Linked DNA regions of Homo sapiens: region 1 is linked to region 2. The links are chromatin loops, found by intact Hi-C in ENCODE. Cell type or tissue: ascending aorta. All regions are shown on one strand. Each heading gives the region's core, and the rest is flanking DNA. Links, peaks and the distances in the headings are about the cores only.

Evidence for each region. Hi-C counts contacts between places; a loop is a spot of excess contacts. Peaks named below come from ENCODE experiments on the same cell type or tissue, not always from the same donor. Only the 100,000 strongest peaks of a DNase experiment are listed, where the experiment ranks them.
Region 1: it touches region 2 in a loop (4-fold over the local background); 24 of 110 quality-filtered maps call a loop at or near these places.

Annotation. Positions count from the first base shown.
Region 1 is chr4:83,611,943-83,624,663 of GRCh38, forward strand. No RefSeq gene overlaps it. Among named protein-coding and RNA genes, the nearest start is that of GPAT3, 82 kb to the left of the region's middle. RefSeq lists enhancers at 6,161-7,360, 6,534-6,828. In ascending aorta, for the core only: no CTCF peak of the experiment used is centred there; a DNase peak (open chromatin) is centred at 6,679.
Region 2 is chr4:83,528,695-83,541,415 of GRCh38, forward strand. It overlaps GPAT3 (glycerol-3-phosphate acyltransferase 3), which reads left to right and starts at 7,414. Exons shown (of 12, transcript NM_032717.5): 1 at 7,414-8,069. The coding sequence starts at 7,929. In ascending aorta, for the core only: no CTCF peak of the experiment used is centred there; DNase peaks (open chromatin) are centred at 6,937 and 7,517; H3K4me3 peaks cover 2,162 bases; H3K27ac peaks cover 1,339 bases.

The DNA.
Region 1 (12,721 bases), core at 3,227-11,226, 84 kb after region 2:
ACAGATACTAGATGAGATTTTGGTTTTTAAAAATCTGTTGAGACTTTTTTTGTGGCCTAATGCATGGTCAGTCATAGAGAATGTTCCATGTGCTGATGAGAAGAATATGTATTTTACAGCTGTTGAATGAAATGTTCTTAATGTCTGTTAAGTCTTTTGGTTGTAGTATGTTTAAATTGGATGTTTCTTTGTTGATTTTCTGCCTAGATGATCTCTTCAACGCTGAGAGTGGGGTCTTGAAGTCCCCAACTACTATTTTATTGGAGCCTATCTCTCCTTTTAGATCTAATAATATTTGCTTTATATATCTGGGTACTCTAGGGTTGGGTACATATACATTTATAATTGTTATATCCTGTTGCAAAATTTATCCATTTATCAGTAAATAATAACCTTCTTTTTTTTTTTTTAGACGGAGTCTCGCTCTGTTGCCAGGCTGGTGTGCAGCGGTGCGCTTGGCTGATTGCAACCTTTGACTCCCAGATTCAAGCGATTCTCCTGCCTCAGCTTCCTGAGTAGCTGGGATTACAGGCACGCGCCACCATGCCCAGTTAATTTTTGTATTTTTAGTAGAGACGGGGTTTCACCATGTTGACCAGGATGGTCTTGATCTCCTGACCTCATGATCCACCTGCCTCAGCCTCCCAAAGTGCTGGGATTACAGGCATGAGCCACCATGGCTGGCCCTTTGTCCCTTTTTTTAAAATAGTTTTTTTACCTAATGCCTATTTTATCAGATATAACTATAGCTATTCCTGCCCACTTTTGGTTTCTGTGTAGAATATCTTTTTCTATCCCTTCACTTTTGATTTATGTGTATTTTACAGGTGAAGTGAGTTTCTTGTAGACAGTATATGGTTGGGTCATTTAAAAAAATCCATTCAGCCAGTGTATATCTTTTGATTAGGGGATTTAATCTGTTTAAGTTCAAGATTATTATTGACAGGTGAGGACTTTATTCCTGTCATCTTGTCAATCATTTTCTAATTGCTTTGTATAGCCCCTGTTCTTTTCTTTCTCTCTTATCATTTATCTTTGAAGTTTAGTGGTTTTATGTGGTGATAAGATTTGATTTATTTCTCTTTCTCCTTTGTATGTCTGGTGTATCAGTGAGTTTTATGCTTTCATGTTCTTTCATGTGTTTTCATGATGCTAGTTATTGTTCTTTTGCTGCCAGATGTAGAACTCCCTTAAGCATTTACTTTAAGGCAAGCCTAGTGTTGATGAATTCTCTCAGTTTTTGCTTTTCTGGGAAAGGGTTTGTGGACTTCATTTTTCAAGGATAGCTTTCCTGGGTATAGTATTCTTGGCTGGCAGTTTTTTTTTTTTCTTAATGCACTTTAACTATGTTGCCTCATTCTCTTTGCCCTGTAAGGTTTCTGCCAATAACTATGCTATTAGTCTAATGGAAATTCCCTTGTATGTGACTTGATATTTTTCTCTTGTTGTTTTTAGAATTCTCTTTGTCTTTGACTTTTGACAGTTTGACTATATGCACCTTGCAGAGGACCTTTTTGGGTTGAATCTATTTGGGAATCTCTGAGTTCCTTGGATCTGGATGTCTCTATCCCTCCCAAGACCTTGGAAGTTTTCAGCTATTAATTTATGAAATAGGTTTTCTATGTATTTTCCCATCTCTTCTTGCTATAGTTTGGATATTTGTCTTCCCCAAATTTTATGTTGAAATGTGACCCATCCCCACTAATGTTGGAGGTGGCGCCTATTGGAAGTTGTCTGGTTAGTGGGGGTGATCCCTCATGAATGGCTTCGTCCCCTTCCCATGGTAATGAATGATGGCTTGGTCCCCTTCCCATGGTAATGGATGAGTTCTTACTCTATTAGTTCATACAAGAGCTGGTTGTTTAAGGCATGGCACTCCTCCCATTGCTTTTTTGCTCCCTCTCTCACCATGTGACATGCTGGCACCCTTTGCCTTCCACCATTAGTAAAAGCTTCTTGAGGTTGTCACCAAAAGTAGATGCAGGTATCATGCTTCTTGTACAGCAATAAACCCCTTTTCTTTATAAAAGACCCAGCCGCAGGTATTTATTTACAGCAACGCGAAATGGACTTACACACTTCTCCTTTTGAAATTCTCATAATGTGAATTTTTATTTTGCTTTATGATGCCCTGTAAATCCTGTAGTCTTTCTTCATTCTGTTTTATTCTTTTGTTTTTGTTGTTGTCTGCCTGGGTCATATCAAAAGACCTGTCTTCAAGTTTAGAAATTCTTCTGCTTGCTCTGGTCTTTTGTTGAAGGTCTCGGTTGTATTTCTTATTTCATTCATTGAGTTCTTAAGCTCCAAGATTTCTGTTTGTTTCTTTTATTCTATCTATCTCTTTGTTAAATTTCCTATTCAGATCACGAAGTGTTTTCCTGATTTTGTTGAATTGTCTATATGTATCCTCTTGCATCTCACCAAGTTTTCTTAAACTCATTATTTTGAATTTCTTTTTTGGCATCTTGTAAATTGTTTTTGGTGGGGGAGCTGGTATTGGAGAATTATTATGTTCTTTTGGAAGTGTCATGTTTCCTTGCATTTTCATTTTCTTGTATCTCTATGTTGATACCTGTGTATCTGCTGAAACAATTGCCTCTTCCAATTTTATGGAGTACCTTTGGTAGGGAGAGTCATTCCTGTAGGTGAGTCATATGGTGTCAATGGGTAAGTTGAGTTGGCCTTGGTTCTGGGTGGACACAGTAGTGTAGTCTGTTAACCTGTTAAGATTCTTTGGCTATAATCCACATTAATGATCTTTGTGAGTACCTCAGTGGCCTAGGCTGTGAGAATCTATGGTGGCAGTGGTGCATCTTTGCGGGGATGGGACCATTGAGCTTTTTCTCTGGCCAGAGGCATAAGTGTGCAGTGGGTTGGTTGGTTTGGTGACTGGCTTGCTGGGGGTGAATTTTCCATGCAGTTTCGCTGGCCATGGGTGCAGGGATACAGATGCTTGGTGGACCTGGGAGTGGGTCCACCAGGAATGTTTCTGCTGGAGGTGGGTTCACCTTGTTGCTTCTCCAGCTGGGACATGGATGTGCAGTAGTTCGGTGGCTTGTCTCAGGGGCAGGTTTGTCAGGCTGTTTCTTTGGTAGTGAGTGCCAAGAAGGGGGACTTTCTGGGGGAAGGTCCATTGGACTATTTAGTTCAGCCAGCCAAGGGTTGGCTTTCCTGCTGTGCAATGCTGAAGTCATGGCTGTTCCTGGCCCCATGCTCCAAGCAGACAGCGTTGTGGTATTGCAGCCACCTGTGTGGACTTGGTAAAATAATGGCAGAGACTCAAGGCTGGAGACATGCAGTGGCTGCTGGACCCCAGAGCAGGGTGGACTCTAGCAGTGGTTCCAGTTTCAAGATGGCACAGTCCTGCAGTAGCTTGGCTCACTGGGGTTGATTGGGGTGGGGAGTGCACACCTTGTGTTCCTACTCTGGAGTAACGCAGCTATGTTAATTCCAAGCAGCTCCGCAAACTGGGCTAAGGGCTTTTGAGGACTGTGGGATTCTTCTATAGTAAGTACTACAGGAATCTGCAGTGGCAGTTCAGGCATGTGGGGGCCTTCTGCTTACCTTTTTCCCATATGGAGAAGTCCCTCCTGGATCTGAGCCAATCTCAATGGGAGAGATGGGGTGGCAGGGGCAGGGTGCCTTGCTCCCCTCTTTTTGCTGACATCCTGGGCTTCTGTGCTCCACAGGGATTTCACCAGTCCCTTTCTGCACTCCAGTGCTGTCCCTCAGACACTACAGTTGAATGTTAGTTGTTATTTGTTGTTTTGGTTGTTTTTTGTTGGGAGGGATATGTGCCAGGCAACTCTAGTTAACCATTTTGTTGATGTCCTTTATTTCCCTTTGTTTTTTTTATGAGACTGAGTCTCCGTCTGTCATCCAGGCTGGAGTGCAGTGGCACAATCTTGGCTCACTGCAATCTCTGCCTCCTGGGTTCAAGCGATTCTCCTGCCTCAGCCTCCTGAGTAGCTGGGATTACAGGCATGCACCACCACTCCCAGCTATTTTTTTTTGTATTTTCAGTAGAGACAGGGTTTCACCATATTGACCAGACTGGTCTCGAACTCCTGACCTCAGGTGATCTGCCTGCTTCAGCCTCCCAAAGTGTTAGGATTACAGGCATGAGCCACTGCGCCCAGCCTTATTTCTCATTTGTAAGAGTTATATCTAATTCTTTTTCAAATGTGATTACTCTCACATAGTTTTGAAGTACCTTATGCTTATTGATTTTATGTTTTTCCCAACAACTCCAAAATCTTATATCTTTTGAGGGTCTGGGTCTATCTTTTCTGCTGCTTCTTGTTCATAGAGTCTTTGTGTGTTTAGAGAATTTTAATAATTATCATCTTTGGAATTTTATCCTCTCTTAGACCTGGAGAGCAGGGATCAGCAAACCAAAGCTTGTAGGCCAAATCCTGCCCTCTGTCTGTTTTTGTAAATACAATTTTATTGCAAGACAGCATTTGTTTATATATTGCCTATAGCTGCTTTTGCATGACAAAAGCAAAGTTGAGTAGTTGCTATAGTGACCTGCATGGCCCACAAAGCCTAAAATGTTTACTATCTGCTTCTTCATCTGATATGGTTGCCCACCCCAGCTCTAGGGCACTATCAATCTGGTACTACTTTAAACTATATTGTTGGCTTGAGGTTATCGGGCTATGGAAATAGTGAGAATTCAGTCTGTAAATCCAAAGGTGAGCCATTGTGGTTTTGAATGATCTGTGTACTATTTTTAGATAAATCCACATTGTATTTATAAGTAATTCATTCTTTTTAATTGCCAAGTAGTTTTAAATCTTTAGGGGAAAGTTATTTTTCCCTTTCACTTATCAGTAAGGTTTGACACAAGCAATTTGCCTTGCTTACATTTGAGATTGGAGGATGGATTATTTCTTTTTTTTTTCTTTTCTTTTTTTTTTTTTTTGAGATGGAGTTTCGCTCTTGTTGCCCAGGCTGGAGTGCAATGGCGTGATCTCGGCTTACCGGAACCTCTGCCTCCCGGGTTCAAGCGATTCTCCTGCCTCAGCCTCCAGAGTAGCTGTGATTACAGGTGTGCGCCACCATGCCTGGCTAATTTTGTATTTTTTTTGGGTAGAGATGGGGTTTCTCCATGTGGTCCGGCTGGTCTCGAACTCTTGACCTCAGGTGATCCGCCCGCCTCGGCCTCCCAAAGTGCTGGGATTGCAGGCATGAGCCACTGCACCTGGCCCTTTCTACTTTACTGTTACACAGAGGTTATAGTCCTTTGATATTTCACCTTCAAAGGAAGACTGTAGTTAGACTTTCCATCTTGGGCAGGACTTCAATTTTGTTTTTTGTCCCTTAGGCCCTTAAGGCTCTAGAAACCAATGCTAGAGTTTGCCTGGTTCAGCCAATGCCTGCAAAGTAAATGACAACTGCTGGGCTCTCTGCTCTGCTTTTTCCTCTGGGAATCGATCTTCCTTTAGTCTCTGACTTGAGTAGTCCTAACTTTCTTGCTAGTTACAGAAGCATTCAAAATCATTTTCTTTTATCATATAGGAAGAGAGTGAGTTCTTGTTGCAAAAAATAAAAGTTCTAGAAGGAGACAACTTTAAATTTAAAAAGAAGTTTCTCTGAGTGTTTTACTCTAGGTTAAAGCCATTATTTAAATATAAGGAGAAAAGCCTCTCCTTTAGAATCATTACTGTTCATTTGCAAATTAAATGCTGAAAGGTTTTGTAAGATAAAGTGATTTATAGGAGATCTGGACTAACACAGGGAAAACTGGAAGATTTTGGTGTTGGTGGAGAATACAAAAACCCGACAGCAGGAAGTCAGCTGAAAGAAGCCACCAGGTCATTGGTGTTCTTGGCATTGTGGGTGGGTGGTGAGTTTTCAGGCTGCACGTGTTACAGCCTAGGCTGAGGATCCCATCAAGGCTTTTGATGGCCCTCCATGGTCATAAATTCCTGCTATGAGCACTCCCTGCTGTTGTGAGACGCATATAGTAATTCTGGCTACTTGCTGGCCTCTTGGCTCTGTGTCCGGAAAAGATGTCTTGGAAAACTCTGAGAATAAAAAATGTATACTCTATCTTGGTGACCTAAAACATTTCAAATCCGTTTGCCCTCTAAAGCTGTGATCAGGGAGTGGATAGCTCAAAGAGCAGAACCAGTTAGTCTCCTCTCAAGGTGAAATATATATATTTCTTATACAAATAGGTGAATTTAAACTTTTTTGAGAATCTTTGACAATTGTATGTCTTGGCTTAGTTAAGATATATCCTTGCTGATTACACAAGTCAATTAGGGATCACAGGTTAGAGTTGGGCAAGTTTTCAAATCATTGTTTCTCTAGCTTTATAAAGGAAAACACCTATATTTGGTGCTTACAATTCGTATGCTGTTCTAGGTCTGAGGACACAACAATGACAAAGGCAAAAACTCTGGGCTATGGAAATCCACTGAAGCAGGTGGAAAATAAAAACAAAATCAAGAAACATGTTTGGACGAAAACATCATAGGGGATTTAGAGTGCCTTTGAACATTTTTCATGTAAGTTTGGGATAGTAAATGCCTAAGCACTCTTCTGAAAGAGTTTACAGAAAAGTATACTTCCTTTACAACTAAAGTATAGTGTCAATGGAATCAAGCTCTGTGACTAGGAGCCGGGAGTGGAGCTGACATCTATGGAATGCACACGTGACAGTGCTCATGTGCTGAGTCACCTGTGGGGTTGACCTTGGTTCAAAGCCTGTTTTTCATTGCAATCATTCTTTGATACAGGCAGCCCTGATGTCTGTTGCTAAATTAAGCACAAGTGAACCTGTCAAACGTCCTAACTGGAAGGAATTTTCAGTGCTGGTTATTTGTAAGGCAGGTTCTGAAACTGTTCCTGCAGAACCGAATTTTTTTTAGGATAGGCAGAGAAATGACTTTGGAAATCCTGTTCTATCCAGTCAGTTCTCCAGATTTTTGGTTAACAATGGAATGATGAATGAAATACCATAGCTTCACCTAGTAAATTCCTTGGTCCAAAAGCTCTCTTTGGAAACTGCTTCTGTTTAACAGTTATCCTCTTTAGGCATTTACACATATTTTATAAAATACATACTATAATTCAGGCTCTGTTAGTCTTGAGGTTCTTTGCTGCCCAAGGCAGGAACTTGCCATTCAGGAGCTTAGAAAAATCTGGAAGTAGAGACAAACACCACTAACCACAAGAGGAAGTGGCGAGGCCCTGTTTTCCAGCCCAGGAACAAAGTGCTGTGGGAGTGTAGAGAGGTGATAAATGTTGGGTGGAAGGGTGTGTAGAAGGGAGGACATGAGTGTGCCTTGAGGAATGACTAAGTGCTCTCCAGTGAAGTCAGGAAACGTGCAGGTGATTCCTTGTTCTGTGCATATACTGTCCTTCCCAATTCCCATACCCTTGAGAAAACAAAACAAAACCAAACCAAATAGGAGAGGGTTGTTTATAATCGCAGACCTTTTTGACTCCGAAATGCCCCATGTTCTTATTTTGGAGCCATTTACCACTTCCCCAGCATCACTTCCCTAGCCCAAGCCATCATCATTTCTTACAGGGCTATAGTAACTCTTCTAATGGATCTCCCTGCCTCTTCTCTTGTTCCCCAAATAGTCTATTTGGTAAATAGAAGCTAGTGTGATAATTTCAACTCATAAATTGACTCATTTTGCTCCCACTATCAGAACTCTTCAGTGGCTTCCCATTACACAGAGGATAAAGATTAAATTCCTTACCCCAGTATTCGAAGCCTTGAAACAATCTGACCACTGATCAGTCTTCTAGCCTGATTTCTATCATGCTTTCCCTGGCTCAAACTCCTGCAGTACTCTGGCCCTTTTGTTCTTTTTTTGAAACCACTATGAATTTTTGTGCTCAGGGCCTTGGCACTTGCTACTTCAGCTTGGAATGATCTCCTAGATATTTGCAAAGCTCCTTTTTCTTCATTTGTCTGCCCAAATATCCCCTCCTCACAGGAGTTCCCTGGCCATCCCACCTAATAGAGTAGCTCCTGCCACTCCCTATCTCCCATCCTGCTTTTTTCCCATTAGTACTTATTTTTGAACATTATTTGTTAGTTTTACACACCCCCACCACACTATAAGCTTGATCAATATTTGCCAAAGAACAGGCAAATTTGTGATCATTCCTCAATTCTTCCTTGACTTACATGCCCTTAACAATTTTGAGAATTACAGGCCAGGCATTTTTTTAGTAGCTCCTTTAATTTGATGTTTCTGATGTTTTCTCATGGTTAGTTTCAGGTTATGCATCTTTGACAGGAAAAACAAGAAGTGATTGATGCTCAGTGCCCTTTTCATTGTGTCCTATTAGGAGGTGCATACTTTTGATTTGCCCCATGACTGAAGCACAGTACTCTGGGTGCTTGATTAAGGTGGTGATATGGTTTGGAGCTGTGTCCCCTACCCCAAATCTCATATTCAGTTGTAATCCTCAGTGTTGGAGGTGGGGCCTGGTGGGAGGTGATTGGATTGGTAGTAAGTCTCATGAGATCTTATGGTTTTAAAAAGGGTTTTCCCTTTCACTTCATCTTCTTGCTGTGTCCTCATATGGTTGTCCCCCAGTCTGTGTGTTTTCTGTGTCCTAATCTCCTTTTTTTTACAAGAACACCAGTCATATTGGATTAGGACCCATGCATATGACCTCATTCTACCTTAATCACCATCTTAAAGGCCCTATCTCCAAACAGTGACAGTTTGAGGTACTGGGAGTTAGGACCTCAACATACAAATTTTTTGGGTACACAATTTAGCACATAATAGGTGGTGTCTGCCTGGCTTTTCCGTGGTAAACTTACTCTTTTCTCCTTCATTAGTGAATGAGTCATTTGGAGGGAGATACTTTGAAACTACACAAGTATCTGATATGGTTTTGCTGTGTCCCCACCCAAATCTCATCTTGAATTCTAGCTCCCATAATTTCCATGTGTGGTGGGAGGGACCCGGTGGGAGATAATCTAATCATGGGAGTGGTTTTCCCCCATACTGTCCATTTCCAATCCAATATTACAGGTTCATTTTAATTTTCTCCCTCTTTATATTTGTAAGTCCCCTCTCAAACAGTGAGGAGCCTTGTTCCCTATCTTTGATATATTTACTTATTTGTAACCAGTCTCAATGGCTTTGCACTCTCCCCATATAGATGCCTTCCTCACCTCACTTAGTGTCTACTTTATGGAGGACCACTCCCTTCCATGAATGCCTTTCTTACCCTGCACAGGAGAGGCCACTCCTTCCTGTGGATCCTCCCATTACCACTCTAGGCTTGACTCCCCACACCAGGCTGTCCCGTCCCAATGAAGATATCCTCCTCACTTAATGCAGGCTCTGTCACCTCACCTGTTTGGGTTCCAATGCCCTGCATTGGGCAGCCTTCCTCTGAGGATGGTCTCACCATGCACAGGCTCCACCATGCACAGACCCTGCTCTGGGCCACCAGTGCTTCCCATCACCAGTGTGGAGGCCCACCTTGCTCTGCCCACCTATGGCTTTAGGACTGAAGTATTCAAGGAAGGGGAAAAAGAGATCATGCCACTGGCTGTTGCCCAGGCTGGAGTGGGCACTGGCACTATCTTGGCTCACTTGCAGCCTTAACTTCTTGGGCTCAGGTAATCCTCCTGCCTCAGCCTCCAGAGTAATTGGGACCACAGGCATGTGCTGCTATGCCTGGCTAATTTTTGTATTTTTGGTAGAGATGGGGTCTCACTCTGTTGCCCAGGCTGGTCTTGAACTCCTGGGCTCAAGTGATCTGTCTGCCTCAGCCTCCCAAAGTGCTGAGATTGCAGGTGGGAGCCACCATGCCTGCCTCAGCCTCCCAAAGTGCTGAGATTGCAGGTAGGAGGCACCATGCATGGCTTTTATTTTTGTTTTTGATTTGTGGTTAGAGTATATCTTTTATTCAACCTTTACTTTCAATTGTACATGTTTCTTTAAATTACACATAGATAAGCATGCATATTTAAGACATAGTCTCTTTTAATAACCAGTTCACTTTCCTGAATGATATAGTTTGGCTATGTCCCTACCCAAATCTCATCTTGAACTGTAGTGCCTATAATGCCCATGTGTTGTTGGAGAGACCCAGTGGGAGGTAATTGAATCATGGGGGCATTTACCTCCATGCTGTTCTTTTGCTAATGAGTGAGTTCTCATGAGATCTGATAATTTTATAAGGGGTTTTCCCATCCGCCTTTACTCTGCACTTCTCCTTGCTGCTGCCATGTGAAGAAGAACATGTTTGCTTCCCCTTTGCCATGATTGTAAGTTTCCTGAAATCTCCCAAGCCCTGTAATTGACTGTAAGTCAATTAAATATTTTTCCTTTGTAAATTACCCAGTCTTGGGTATTTCTTCATAGAAGCATGAGAATGGAATTAATACAGTAACTTGGTACCAGGAGTGGGGTGCTGCTATAAAGATACCTGAAAATGTAAAAGCAACTCTGGAACTGGGTAACAGGCAGAGGCTGGAACATTTTGGAGGGCTCAGAAGACAGGAAGATGTGGGAAAGTTTGGAACTTCCTAGAAACTTGTTGAATGGCTTTAACCAAAATGCTGATAGTGATATGGACAATAAAGTCTGGGCTGAGGTCATCTCAGACGGAGATGAGGAAAGTTTTGGGAGCTGGAGCACAGGTGACTCTGGTTATACTTTAGCAAAGAGACTGGCAGACTGGCATGTTTTGCCCCTGCCTTAGAGTTCTGTGGAACTTTGAACTTAAGAGAGATGATTTAGTGTATCTGGTGGAAGAAATTTCTGAGCAGCAAAGTGTTCAAGAACATAAAAGTTTGGAAAATTTGCAGCCTGACAATACAATAGAAGGAAAAAAACCATTTTCTGGGGATAAATTCAAGCCTACTGCAGAAATTTGCATAAGTAACAAGGAGCTGAATGTTTATCACCAAGACAATGGGGAAAATGTCTCCAGGGCATGTCAGAGTCCTTCCTGGCAGCCCCTCCCATCACAGGCCTAGAGATCTAGGAGGAGAAAATGATTTCATGTGGTGGGCCCAGGGCTCCTCTGTGGTGTGCAACCTAGGGACTTGGTGCCTTGTGTCCAGCCTCTCCAACTGTGGCTAAAAAGGATCAAGGTAGATCTCAGGCTGTGGCTTCAGAGGGTGCAAGCCCCAGTCCTTGGCAGCTTCCATGTGGTGTTGGGCCTGTGGGTATGCAGAAGTCAAGAGTTGAGATTTGGGAACCTCTGCCTCGATTTCAGAGGATGTATGGAAATGCCTGGATGTCCAGGCTGGAGTTTGCTGCAGGGGTGTTTGCTGCAGGGGTGGAGCCCTCTGCTAGGGCAGTGTGGAGGGGAAATGTGAGTTTGGAGCCCCCACACAAAGTCCCCATTGGGGCACTGCCTTGTGGAGCTGTGAGGAGAGGTCCACATCCTCCAGAAGTCAGAATGGTAGATCCACTGACAGCTTGCACCTGGAAAAGGCACAGGCACTCAAAAACAGCCTGTGAAAGCAGCCAGGATGGGGGCTGTACCCTACAAAGCCACAGAGGCAGAGCTGCCCAAGGCTGTGGGAACCCATCTCTTGCATCAGCATGACCTGGATGTGAGACATGGAGTCAACGGAGATTATTTTAAAGCTTTAAGATTTAATTACTGCCTTGTTGGATTTTGGACTTGCATGGGGTCTGTAGTCCCTTTGTTTTGGCCAATGTCTCCCATTTGGAATGGGTGTATTTACCCAATGCCTGTACCCCCATTGTATCTAGGAAGTAACTAACTTGCTTTTAATTTTACAGGCTCATAGGTGGAAGGGACTTGCCTTGTCTCAGATGAGACTTTGGACTAAGACTCTTGAGTTAATGCTGGAATGAGTTCAAACTTTCAGGGACTGTTGGAAAGGCATGATTGTGTTTTGAAATGTGAGGACATAAGATTTGGGAGGGCCAGGTATAGAATAATATGGTCTGGCTGTGTCCCCACCCAAATCTCATCCTGAACTGTAGTTCACACAATCCCCATGTGTCATGGGAAGGACACAGTGGGAGGTAATTGAATCATGGGGATGGTTACCCCTATGCTGTTCTCGTGTTTAGTGAGTTCTTATGAGATCTGATGGTTTTATTTTTTATTTTATTTTATTATCTTTTTTTGAGACAGAGTTTTGCTCTTGTTGCACAGGCTGGAGTGCAATGGTGTGATCTCATCTCACTGCAACCTCTGCTCCTGGGCTCAAGCGGTTCTCCTGCCTCAGCCTCCCAAGTAGCTGGGATTACAGGTGTGTGCCACCACACCTGGCTAATTTTGTATTTTTAGTAGAGACAGCGTTTCACCATTTTGGCCAGGGTGTTCTCCAACTCCTGACCCCAGCCTCCCAAAGTGCTGGGATTACAGGCATGAGCCACCAAGCCTGGCCGAGATCTGATGATTTTATTAGGGCTTCCCCCCTACTTTGCTCTGTACTTCTCCTTGTTGCCACCCTGTGGAGCTGCCACCATGCTTCCCCTTACACCATGATTATAAGTTTCCTGAAGCTTCCCCAGGCCTGCACAACTGTAAGTCAATTAAAGCTCTTTCCTTTATAAATTACCCAGTCTTGGGTATTTCTTCATAGCAGTGTGAGAGCAGAACTAATACACTGAGTGAATTTCATTTTGGCTTTAATAAACAAAGAATGTTAGTATGTTTTGGGCTATGCCGTCAAATTTCATTTTGAAAATGGAGGTCTGATATTACCATGAAACAAAGTTGTCCTACCTTA
Region 2 (12,721 bases), core at 2,601-10,600:
AACTATCTTTTTTTTTTTTTAATACTGAGATGTTATTTTCCTTTTTTAGCCTCATTCTCTCATACATGGGATTTATTATATTTTTGATGCATCGAACTGGCCAGGATATAGTCTCCAGTTATTCAGGGGCTATAGTCCTCTAGTTACAATCTAGGTGTTACTGTGAAGTTATTTTATTGATATTGATATTTTACTGATAGCTTCTTGTGCCTTAGAATTTCAGTCAGCTCCATCTGATAGCCTGCCCTGTGTATTTCAGACTTGCCTTGCCTGTCCCCACAATTGCATAAATGATTGTTTACAGTAAATCTCTTAATACATATTTCCTTCTGTTCTGATTAAGATTTTGACTGATAGAGGCCAGGCATGGTGGCTCACACCTGTAATTCCAGCACTTTGGGAGGCCGAGGCAGGTGGATCACTTGAAGTCAGGAGTTCGAGACCAGCTTGGCCAACATGGTGAAACCCCGTCTCTACTAAAAATACAAAAATTAGCCGGCAGTGGTGGCACGCGCCTGTAATCCTAACTACTTGGGAGGCTGAGGCAGGTGGATCACTTGAAGTCAGGAGTTCGAGACCAGCTTGGCCAACATGGTGAAACCCCGTCTCTACTAAAAATACAAAAATTAGCCGGGAGTGGTGGCACGCGCCTGTAATCCTAACTACTTGGGAGGCTGAGGCATGAGAATAGTTTGAATCTGGGAGGTGGAGGTTGCAGTGAGTGGGCATCGTGCCACTGCATACCAGCCTAGGTGACAAAGTGAGATTCCATCTCAAAAAAAAAAAAAAAAAAAAAAAAAGATTTTGACTGATAGAAATTTTGGTAGTGGAAGTGGTTATAGAGAAACAGAATCATAAGAATGAGTTTTTGGAGTTGGTTTTCTAATCTGGTTAGTTTTGAAGGCACCAATGCCTCTATTTTCAGTGGTAAAGAGGGCACTGGTAGTCCACATTATGATATGGTAAGAGATATGCAAGGCATGGCCACTGGATACTTCTAATAAAATATCTACTGGAGGCAAGGTTCTGGGTGTCCAAGTATTTGCTTTTAGTCAAACTACGGAATATAATAAGATTGGCTGATTGTTCCTAACTTCACTGAGTAGTAGGAAAAGAAAAGGATGAGCTCAAGCCTTCAAATTCTCAGGTCATACTCCACATAAAAAACCTGAACGCTTCTATGTCTGTCCTGAAATAAACCCTCATCTCCTGTAGCCACATGGCAAAGATTTCTGAAAACCAACCCCCGAGTCTCCATCTGCCAAGGGCTGAATTAAATACAAAAGTGAGTCCTTGACTGAGAAGGAACAGGATCCTGGAATTTGGTATGGGAACAAGGCAGATCTTGATGAAGCTGAGGCTACAGAATCCCTAAGTTCTGATGCATCTCCTTTGCCAGTTGTAGCTGCTTTCCACCACTGCCTGAAGAAGTTAGCCCTCCTTTGCCTGAAGAATGTGTCATGGCCTTCCCTGAGGCATTTGCCTTGCTCATTCTCCTCAGGACCTGCCTCCATCACTCCTGTCTGGTTCTAGACTAGAACTAGACTCCAGTCCTAGCAGGTCATGAAAGGTGAGGTATACTATACTCCAAAATATGTCCTAGGAGAAAGTATACTGTACTCCAAAAGAACTGCTTTTTTTTTTTTTTTTGAGACAGTTTCTCGCTCTGTTGCCCAGGCTGGAGTGCAGTGGTGTGATCTCGGCTCATTGCAACCTCTGCCTTCTGGGTTTAAGTGATTCTCTGCCTCAGCCTCCCAAGTAGCTGGGACTACAGGCATGTGCCACCACGCCCGGCTAATTTTTGTATTTTAGTAGAGACGGGGTTACTCCTGTTGGTCAGGCTGGTCTCGAACTCCTGACCTCAGGTGATCCACCCACCTCGGCCTCCCAAAGTGCTGGGATTACAGGGGTGAGCCACTGTGCCTGGCCAAAGAACTGCATATTTTTTTGCAAAGTATGCTGAAAGAAATCTAGAGAATTGTGTGGGAATGACGTGAAGGAAGTGGGAGCATGTCATCCTGGTTCACAAGTAAAACTAGGAGCTTATGTAGGGCAGGTGATCAATGGAGTTTTATCTCAGGTCCATCTTATATTGGGCCCAGTGAATCTTTGAACCCATCCTGTGGTTATTTTCCCAGTCCTGGAATGCAAAATTGGAATAGACATACTCAGCAACTGGTAGGATCTCCATGATGGATCCCTGACCTGTGAAGTGAGGGATGTGGATGAGAACAGGAGACAGGTGTGTGTGTATGTGCGCTGGGGGAAGCACTGGGATGTGACCAAAGACCCAGAGAAGAAGAAACCCTGCATAAAACAGAAGGTGGGAAAGATTTTTTTTGGCATGTGATGAAAATTGGGTTGGATGCAGACTGTGGAATGCTTCCAGATCTAACCTAAGATGTTCAGTATTTCAGCTTTAACTTCTGGCTATTAGAGAGCGTTAAAGTAACTAAATATGGTCTGAGAAGGACTCTGTGCTTCTATATTTGAGTCCTTGTGGATGAACTGCAACCTAACTTAATAGGCAGACAAGATCGAAAAACCTAACTTAAGAGTATGCACCTGGCCAGCGTGGTGGCTCACACCTGTAACCCCAGCACTTTGGGAGGCTAAGGCAGGCAGATCACCTGAGGTCAGGAGTTTGAGACCAGCCTGACCAACATGGTGAAACCCCGTCTCTATCAAAAGTACAAAAATTAGCTGGGCGTGGTGGCGCCTGCCTGTAATCCCAGCTACCTGGGAGGCTGAGGCAGGAGAATCATTGGAACCTGGGAGGCGGAGGTTGCAGTGAGCTGAGATCATGCCACTGCACTCCACCCTGGGCAACAGAGCAAGACACCGTCTCTAAAAAAAAAAAAAAAAAAAAAAAAAAAGAGTATGTGCCTGTAACAATAGCTGAGTGTTGGCCAATCCCAGGAGTCATACTTTAACCACTCATAGACTGCTGAGTGTTCAAACTGTGTTCAAATAAGGCAAACACCAACCTGTAACCAATCTAGCTGTTCTGTTCCTGTACATCACTTTACTTTTTTTGTCTATAAATTGTTTCTGACCATGAGGCACCCCTGGAGTCTCTGTGAATCTGCTGTGATTCTGGGAGCTGCCCGATTCGTGAATTGTTCATTGCTCAATTAAACTCCTTTAAATTTAATTTGGCTGAAGTTTTTCTTTTACAGAAGTTGCTGCTGGCTTTAAACAAGGGTGTGTCAAGAAGTGAAATTCTGTGCAGGTGGAAAAGGGGTAGAATAACAGGCAGAAAGGTATGATGAATGCTGTAGCTTCTGATATCAAGCAATGAGTTCACAGTGGGAAAATTCATCTAATACACAAACCAAGGCAGGATATAATGAAAGCTCAAGAAATGTGTGAAATAAAACCAGAGAAAAGAAAGATTTTATAAAGATACTGGAGATAAGCAATGCAACTTGTCTGTTGAATAAAGTACTTCAAAAGTCTGCTTCACCCCCAGACTTCTGAGTTCTACCATACCTTTTAAATTGAACGAATAGTCTTTGTTTGGCTTCAGCTATGACGTATTATTTGCCATAGGCTTCTATTCATGACAATATTGACAACTGCTCAAAGTTTTTTAGCCTAAATTCTGTTCACATTGGCCACAATTGCTGTAAAAGCAGAGGCTTGAAGAAGACTTGAATAACACAATGAGTTAACAGGTAAGGGCAGCTGTTTGGAATCAATTATTTTTGCTTTGATATCCATACACTTAGCTGGACCTCAATGGGTTTTTTTTTTGCTTTTTATACAGGGTCTTCTTCTGTTGCCCAGGCTGGAGTGCAGTAGGGTACATGTCGTCAGGACCTCCTGAGGCTGTCATGAAAAAAAAAAAAAATATATATATATATATATATGTATACACACACACACATACACGTAGCCTATAATCCTAGCACTTTGGGAGGCCGAGGCAGGTGATCTCCCCGCTATGGATATGACCTTATTTGGAAAAAGGGTCTTTGCAGATTAAGGCAAGAAAAAGATGGAGAGTTTTTGCCCTTGCACCAGGCTGCCTGCTGATCTCTGCATAGAGCTTTGCATATATACAGTATGTATATATATACAGTATACTATATGTATATACACACTTATATATACACTATATATGTGTATATATACATACATACTATACATACAGTATATATACAATGTATGTATATATACTGTATGTATATACTGTATATATAGTATACGTGTGTACATATAATATATATAATATGTGTGTATTATATATGTATATATGTATATGTGTATATATACACACACTCCTGTATATATATATACATACACACCTGTACATACATATATATGTAGAGATCAGCTGTTTGTGTGTATATATATATACACACATATATATACATATGTGTATATATATGCATATATATACACATATATACACATATGTATGTATATATATGTGTACATATACACACAGGTGTGTAAGTGTATATATATACAGGTGTGTATATATATTCATAGTTACGGGTGTTAGGACTTGGACATATCTTTTGGGGAGGCATGTATATATATACATGCCTGGATTAATAGGTAAAAAAACAGGATTATGGATAAATTCATTACTAAGCATTGACTATCAACTACCATTTAATACATACTCTCCAATCCCAATAACAACCTCTGCAGGTAGGTGTTATTATCCTCATTTTACAGAGATGGTAATTATAACGGGTTGAATTGCACCTTCCCCAAAAGGTATGTCCAAGTCCTAACACCCCTAACTATGGATATGACCTTATTTGGAAAAAGGGTCTTTGCAGATTAAGTTTAATTCAGGGAAGAATCTCAAGATTAGATCATCCTGGATGAGGGTGGGCCCTAAATCCAGAATAATGTGTCTTTGTAAAAGAAAAGATGGGAAGAAGAGACAGGAAGGTCATGTGAAGACTGAGGCAGAGATGTGTGTGCTGCCACAAACCAAAGAATGCTGGGATCCACCAGAAGCTGGAAGATTCTCCTCTACAGTTTTTGGAGGGAGTGTGACCTTACAGACAGACACCTTGATTTCACACTTCTGGTCTCCAGAACTGAGAGAATCAATTTCTGTTGTGTTAAGTCCTTAAATTTGTGGTGATTTGTGAAGGCATCCCTAGGAAACAAATACAGTAAGTAAAGGGGGTCTTGACTTCAGGGACGGAGAAAGTAGGTTCCTACCTAGGTTTAAGTCTCAAGGAATGGAGGAGGGAGGAGAGGTGAGGAGAGTGAAAGAGAGACAAGGAGAGCGGCAAGTCGGGACCAACTTTCCCCGACTTGAGACAGGGTCAGGATCACCCTACATTTCTTCTCTTCCCTCACCCTCCTCCATCACTGCAAAGATGAGCCTTTGTTACCCTGGGGAGCCTGTGTTGGCTCTCCTGCCTTTTAGGCAAGAAAAAGATGAAGAGTTTTTGCCCTTGCACCAGGCTGCCTGCTGATCTCTGCATAGAGCTTTGTCATTTACCATGCAGTTTCATGCTCACAATCACTTTCAACCCTGAGAAGAACCCATCTTCCTGATGAGAAAGGTGAAGCACAGAAGCACTTGCTCAAACTTATATGTGTTCGTGCTGCTCTCAATCGAAGACTCCAAATTCCATTTTATTACCATTGCACCATACAGCTGTGGACGAATAATTCTTCCGTAACAGTTAAAACAAAACCAAACCAAAACCATTTTGTGGAGTTTGTTCATGAGCACCAAAAATCACTGGAGAGTGTGTGCACTCAGCACACGCAAAGTTGTGTGTATTATCTCCCTTGTGGGGTAAACTTTGGTACAAGGATTTAGCCTTCCTTAGTTATCTTGGTTTGAGGAAATAAAAGGAAAATAAGAGTTTTGCCTGAACATATGGTGTTAAATATGCCAATATAATATTTGAAGTTTTGCACTCAATATATATAGTGTTTGAAAGCAAGGACTTTGGGCAGCTTTCGGTAGTTGCGTTTTCCGTGTTTTTCTAAACTAGCCAACCTTACAGAGGTTTAATTTTGAGAAACCAAGCTCCTAACACTTCTTCATTCATAACCCTTTTTTTTTTTTTTTAGACTGAGTCTCACTCTGTCTCCCAGGCTGCAGTGCAGTGGCACGATCTCGGCTCACTGCAACCTCCTCCTCCCGGGTTCAAGTGATTCTCCTGCCTCAGCCTCCTGAGTAGCTGGGACTACAGGCGTGCGACACCACGCGGGGCTAATTTTTTTGTATTTTTAGTAGAGACGGGGGTTTCGCCATGTTGGCCAGGCTGGTGTTGAACTCCTAACCTCAGATGATCTGCCCGCCTCGCCTCCCAGAGTGCTGGGATTACAGGCGTGAGCCACCGCGCCCGGTCCATAACCTGGTTTTAATCATCAAGTTATAATTTTTTCCGTTCTTAGTGTGGGAGGGGGCTTGTGACAGCTACCTGGCAGTAAGTACTTAAGGCAGACATCTACATTCTTTACAGAGGGGCTTGTCACTTCGTTGGCTCCCCACTTCCTCCACACCCTGGGCAGGGACCATTTTCTCTGCAATATTTGCTATCAGCGCTGTTTCAATTCAGTTTGCTGGCCCTCTCAGTTTTTTTCCAGCTTGAAACAACACCTGAAAAGTACCTGTAAGAGATTTTGGTCGAATTCAGCGGCAATCTGGAAAATCCCTTCTCAAAATCCCTTCTGCTCATTCTTAAAAATAGTTCTGGTCTCTAAGAGAACAGCAATGTAGTAAATAACATACAGGGTTTTGCCCTTCGTTGCTCTGATAAGGGCTGGCGCGGTAGAAGCGCGGAGCCTGAACACCCAGGAGACACCTGTCAGCTTGGTGAATGAAGGCTTGCGCCGGCCTGGCATTTCTGCTACGCCTAAGCGCGGATAGTATTGGCTGAATGGTAGGGGAAGGTGTGGTTGGAATCTTCCCCCAGAAAGGGAGTGACAGATACTTAGCCGCAGGGTTTCTGTGCCAGGGAGATGGCGGCTCAGTGGGCTAGGCAACGCGTGGAGAGAGCTTCCTACTCTCGGGATAAGCAAGATTGAGCCCCACAGCTGTAGGCCATGTGGGGAAGGAGGTGTGGAAGCCAGAAGCGGCGTACACGGCTGCGTGGTGCGCTCTGCGTTTTCCTGTCCTTGGAAGCCCTTTCCAAGAGTTCGTTTTACACCCACACAAACAAGACCTCAAGCGTCCCAGATACGTCAGCAGTTCATTCTGCGGGTGAAGAAAATATTGACATTTTTCAGATGAAAACTCTCCTCCTGAAAGGACCTTTGCTGAGTGCTGGGGGAGGCGGGGCGCGGGGAAGAACGGAGACCGCCCAGGAGGCTGCGGCACTCCTGGGCTAAGTACTGCCAGGGAGCTCCCCCGTTGGGTGACGGAGGAGGTGGGGCGAGGGCAGCGCGCAGAAATAGGGCGCTGGGCGCCCGAGCGCAGCCAGCTTCCAGCACAGCCCGCGGCCCGGTGCCAGCTCCGCCGGCGACCGGTGTGCCAAAGTGCGGTGCTCCCGCAGGGAACCTGGCTCGGGGAGGGCCTCCGTGAGTCATCTGCTGAGTTGTCGCAATCGCCACCCAGAGGAAATCAGGCACCGGGCGGGGCGGGTTCCTGGCTGCGCTCGCGCGCTCTGCCCGCGCCGCGGTGTGCCTCCGCTTACCCGCAGCTCCGACCACTGGCTCGCGCTACCCAGGTCTCCGCACGCCGCGGTGGCTTCAGCCCAGACCTGGGCAGCCAGCGGAGAAAGAGTTAACTGGCAGGGGCGAGGAGGAGCCCAGGGAGGAAGGAAGGATATTGCCGTAATTCTGAAAGTTTTTTTCCTTCCTCTCTTCCCTTCGCAGAGGTGAGTGCCGGGCTCGGCGCTCTGCTCCTGGAGCTCCCGCGGGACTGCCTGGGGACAGGGACTGCTGTGGCGCTCGGCCCTCCACTGCGGACCTCTCCTGAGTGGGTGCGCCGAGTCATGGAGGGCGCAGAGCTGGCCGGGAAGATCCTTTCCACCTGGCTGACGCTGGTTCTCGGCTTCATCCTTTTACCTTCGGTCTTCGGAGTGTCTCTGGGCATCTCCGAGATCTACATGAAGATCCTAGTGAAAACTTTAGAGGTGAGTGCCGGGAGGGATGCAGCCAGCCCCACACCGCTGCGGGCTGAGAACCCGGGGGTCCAGTTCTCAAGGTCAGTGGTCGCGAGTCAGGGGTGTGTGTGCGCGCGTGTGCATGCGTGCGTGCATTTCTGTTCCTTGCCCGCAGCAGTGCGAAAGTCAGCATCTCGGCTTCTTTCGCGGAGCTGGAGGGATCTAGGCTGGAACCACTGGACCACTCTGTTGTTTCTCTGGTCGAAGGCGAAAAAATCATTCCACTCCCTGAGCATCGTTATTATTTTACTGATTAGAATAACAACAATGCGACCAACTTTTTGTATCAGAGGATTTGCTTATATCCATTATGCAGTGCAGTTTCCGCTTCACCCGCTTGTTTTTACAGCCCCAGGTTTCAGAGGTCCTTTTGTGTACTAAGGCATCCAGTTCAGAAAGGCATCATGTTCTTCTTTATGCCCAAGATAAGAGACCAATTGCTGGATGGCAGAAAGAAATCTTATTTTATTTTAGTGGAGTCATGGAAATTTTATCTAACCAACAGCACTTGAAATGCCATTGAAAAGGTATATATTCTTTGACCTCAGGTCTCCCTACCCTCCTGTTTCCAAATCCTGCAAAGAAAAATGTTAGATGGAAGTAGGCCTGGTAGAGAACAACTGCAGCTTACTCTTAGGGTTTTATTAAGTGTCAAAAGGCTGGGTAGGGTAGGGAGGGCAAGTGCCAACCCCCTTTTACAGAGAGGGAAACTGAGAGTCAGAGATCAGTGGTTTCTTTGAATTAAGTGTTAGAAGCAGGAGTCTTTTTTTAAAAAAAAATTTAATTATATGTATAATATGTGTGTGTGTGTGTGTGTGTGTGTGTGTGTGTGTATATTTAACATAAGAGACAGGGTCTTGCTATCTTGGCTAGGCTGGTCTTGAACTCCTGGCCTCAAGCAATCTTCCTGCCGTCACCTCCCAAAGTGCTGGGATTAAAGGTGTGAGCCCCACGCCTGGCCAGAAACAGGCATCTCAACTGAGAAGAGGCCCTGCAGCCTAGTGGTTAGGATTAGGGACCCTGGATACAGGTTTGCTTAGATTTGGTACCAAAATTGTAGCTCTGTTTCTCAAAATGTGACCTTAGGGAGGTCATCTACTCTTGTGCCTCATTTTCTGTATCTATAAAATAGGAGTAACAATAACTCCTATTTCCATAGGGTTGTTCAAATGAGTTAAAAGGTATCAAGCACCTTAGAAGGCTGCCTGCACCTACTGTATGAATGCTTGTTGCTATTAAAAGAATAATATGATTACTGAGATTCTGGCATTCCACAGTGCCTTCTAATAAGTTTGGTTCCCATTTTTGTGACCTGTTTTCTCTCTGCCCTTAGGACGTGGCTTTATCTGCTCTTCTTTCTCAGCTAATTGGGTGGCTCCCAGGTATACATCTCTAACCCACTGGACATTGTCTTGTACTTGCTAGCCTCCTGTATTGCCCTAGACTCTTGTTTGTGGCTATTTCTTTGCCTAGACTTTGAAGTTGTATGTGATTCTTCATCCTCAGTGCTCATGTTTTTAAAGTTCTACTGTTTCTACTTGGGAGCTATTTCTCAGTTTTGAACTCTTCTTATTGACTTTACATTCTGAGCTTGGTCACATTATGCTGTGAATTTCTTGACTGCTTCCTAATGTGAGATCTTCAGAATCCTCTCCCATAGCAGATGATCCTCTTCAGCTGGTGTTCCCTCTTTCTCTGAACTCTGAAATGATTGAACTGCTCTCTCATACAGCAATGTCTTTTGGAATTTATACCCTGTGTAAGAATGGTGTAAAGGTAAATCACACCCACTGGCTTCCAGGGGCTCACTTCTGTCTGTTTTTCTTTAGTAACTCAAGGTCAGCTAAGGACGGAGGCCAGCTAGTTGCTGTCAGCCTGGCAAATTATTATACCTGATAGGATGATCTCCAGTCCAGGATCTGACTTTCAGTTTGACAGGCCAGAGATTTTAATTTTTGTCCTTCTGGATAACTCCAGAGCTGAACTCCTTGTCAATCAAACTGACAAGAATGCCAGTTTTCTAATTCTGGTGGGAGAAACCAGATAACTTGGAAACCAGGTAGGTGACACATCAGGAACCCACCCTGTCTGCTGAGACTAAGTTATTAGGTCAAAGAGATGCTTGATATATGTGGAATTTGAATACAGATTCATTGTGTGAGCCAGCTCTGATTTGTTGGTTGCGGCTGCCTGGAACTCCTATGTTTGGGAGCATCTGAGCTCATCAGGAAAGAGAGCTGTGATCCCATAGTGATTTCTGCTTTAGGTGCAGGAGAACAGTAACCCAGGATCCTCTATCCTTCAACTAGAACAGTGTTAGATGTTTCAAAGACATTTCTGTTAGACTGGGGTTAATACGGTGGATTGCTTTTCTCAACTATAGGAATAATTCCTTAAGGGATTATGCTGATGTTTAGCATTAGAACATCTTCAGTGCTGGCCAAATACCCTGCCTTTCTGTAGATTGCATTCAAGGCCTAGCCCTTGTATCACTCCTTGGTAAATTCTTAATTGATTTAGTTGTATTTTTCTTTACATTTCATTCCCAAGAATATTCTTTGGGCTCTGATCATAATTGGATATTTCTCAAGTTTCTTTGCTTATAATTTATGTACCATTTAAAAAGATCATTTAGTTTTGTCTATTATATGTTTACTTTGACAAGTTTTACTGTCAATGGGTGACTTTCTCATGACAATAAACTCAAATTCTAGAAGTTGAAATGTGTGTAGGGTACCCTCTAAATTGCTGATTTTGGTAATTGTTACTTGTTAACTCACTGAACTTTATGCTCTTCTCTGACTCCTTCTTAACCCACTGGTTCAAGTAATTATCATTTATTGAGCACCTACTTCTATTTTCTTCTGCATTGCTGGGTATCTCTAGATGTATGCGTAAGTCACTGATATGGCAAGATACTTGAGGATAAGCCTTGAATACTTAGCTTGGAATAAGTTTAGTGATTCTCCAAGCCAGTGATTTTCAAGGGATATATGATAATTTGTTGGATACGTATGTTAATATTACAGCTTTATAGTCGAGAAAATTGTTTTAGGAATACAAATTATGAAGAGTAAAACTTGGCCAGGTGCGGTGGCTCACGCCTGTAATCCCAGCACTTTGGGAAGCCGAGGCAGGTGGATCACTTGAGATTAGGAATTTGAGACCGGCCTAGCCAACATGGTAAAACCCCATCTCTACTAAAAATACAAAAATTAGCCAAGCATGGTGGTGTGCACCTGTAATCCCAGCTGCTCAGGAGGCTGAGGCTGAGAATCACTTGAACCCGGGAGGCAGAGGCTACAGTGAGCCAAGATCACGCCACTGCGCTCTAGCCTGGGTGACAGAGCAAGACTCCATCTAAAAAAAAAAAAAAAAAAAAAAGAAATCAGACTTAAAGCCATTTCTTTTTGGTGAATTTTGGACAGCTACCTTTTTCCCTCCAAGAGGATTTGGAAATTAGGTGGAAAGAGAACTTGGTTGATAAGTATCTTTCAACTTTCCTTGGGGGGCAGAGAATGTGGGTTGTTAGAAGCCACTTTTGTACTTTAGGACCATTTCGCTGACAGAGCTGCCTCTTTTGTGATGCCTTGAGACAGATATGTTCTGAGATACCCCTGTAAGAGATTCAGAACATCTGAAAGAGATATTCTGTCTTTGTATTTGGGTGGATCTGATTGGCTAGAGAAGCTGGCATGGTAAAAGAGAAATAGCTATTTATGGGGAGAAGCACTGGACAGTCTGGAAAAAACTGGCCATTGCAGAGGCCTAAAATATGGAATATAGGGAAGAGGAGGCTACTTTGTGGCCTACTGTGTGGTAGGCAGCAGCTACATTATCTCTTTTGGCCTTTATGGCCACCCTTGGTATTGTCCCTGTTTTATTTTTATTTTATTTTATTTCTTTTTGTGAGACAGAGCCTCGCTCTGTCACCCAGGCTGGATGGAGTGCAGTGGCACAATCTTGGCTCACTGCAACCTCCCCCTCCCGGATTCAAGTGATTCTCCTGCCTCAGCCTCCTAAGTAGCTGGGATTACAGGCAGGAGCCACCATGCCTGGCTAATTTTTGTATTTTCAATAGAGATGGGGTTTCACTATGTTGGTCAGGCTGGTCTCCGACTCTTGTCCTCAAGCGATCTGCCCGCCTTGGCTTCCTAAAGTGCTGGGATTACAGGCATGAACCACCATGCCTGGCTTTGTCCCTGTTTTAGAGATGATGAAATGGATGCCCCAAGACGTTAAAGTCTCTTGTCTGATGTCTGAGATGATTACAGCCAGGAAGTGGCAGAATTGCAATTCAAATCTATATCTATCTAGCTGCAAGGCACAGGCATGTTTTTACTTTCACCGGGCATCAACCTGTAGAAGAAAAGGGTTTTCTAGTGCAAATTCCCTTAGGCACTAAATGTCTGCTTTTTCAACCTTAAACTTAAACTTTGCATATCTTTTTTTTTTTTGAGGCAGGGTCTCCCTGTCACCTAGCCTGGAGTGCAGTGTCATGATGACAGCTCACTGTAGCCTCGACCTCCTGAGCTCAAGCAATCCTCCTGAGTGGCTGGGCCCACAGACGTGTACCACCATGCCCAACTAATTTAAAACCTTTTTTTTTTTTTTTTTTTTGT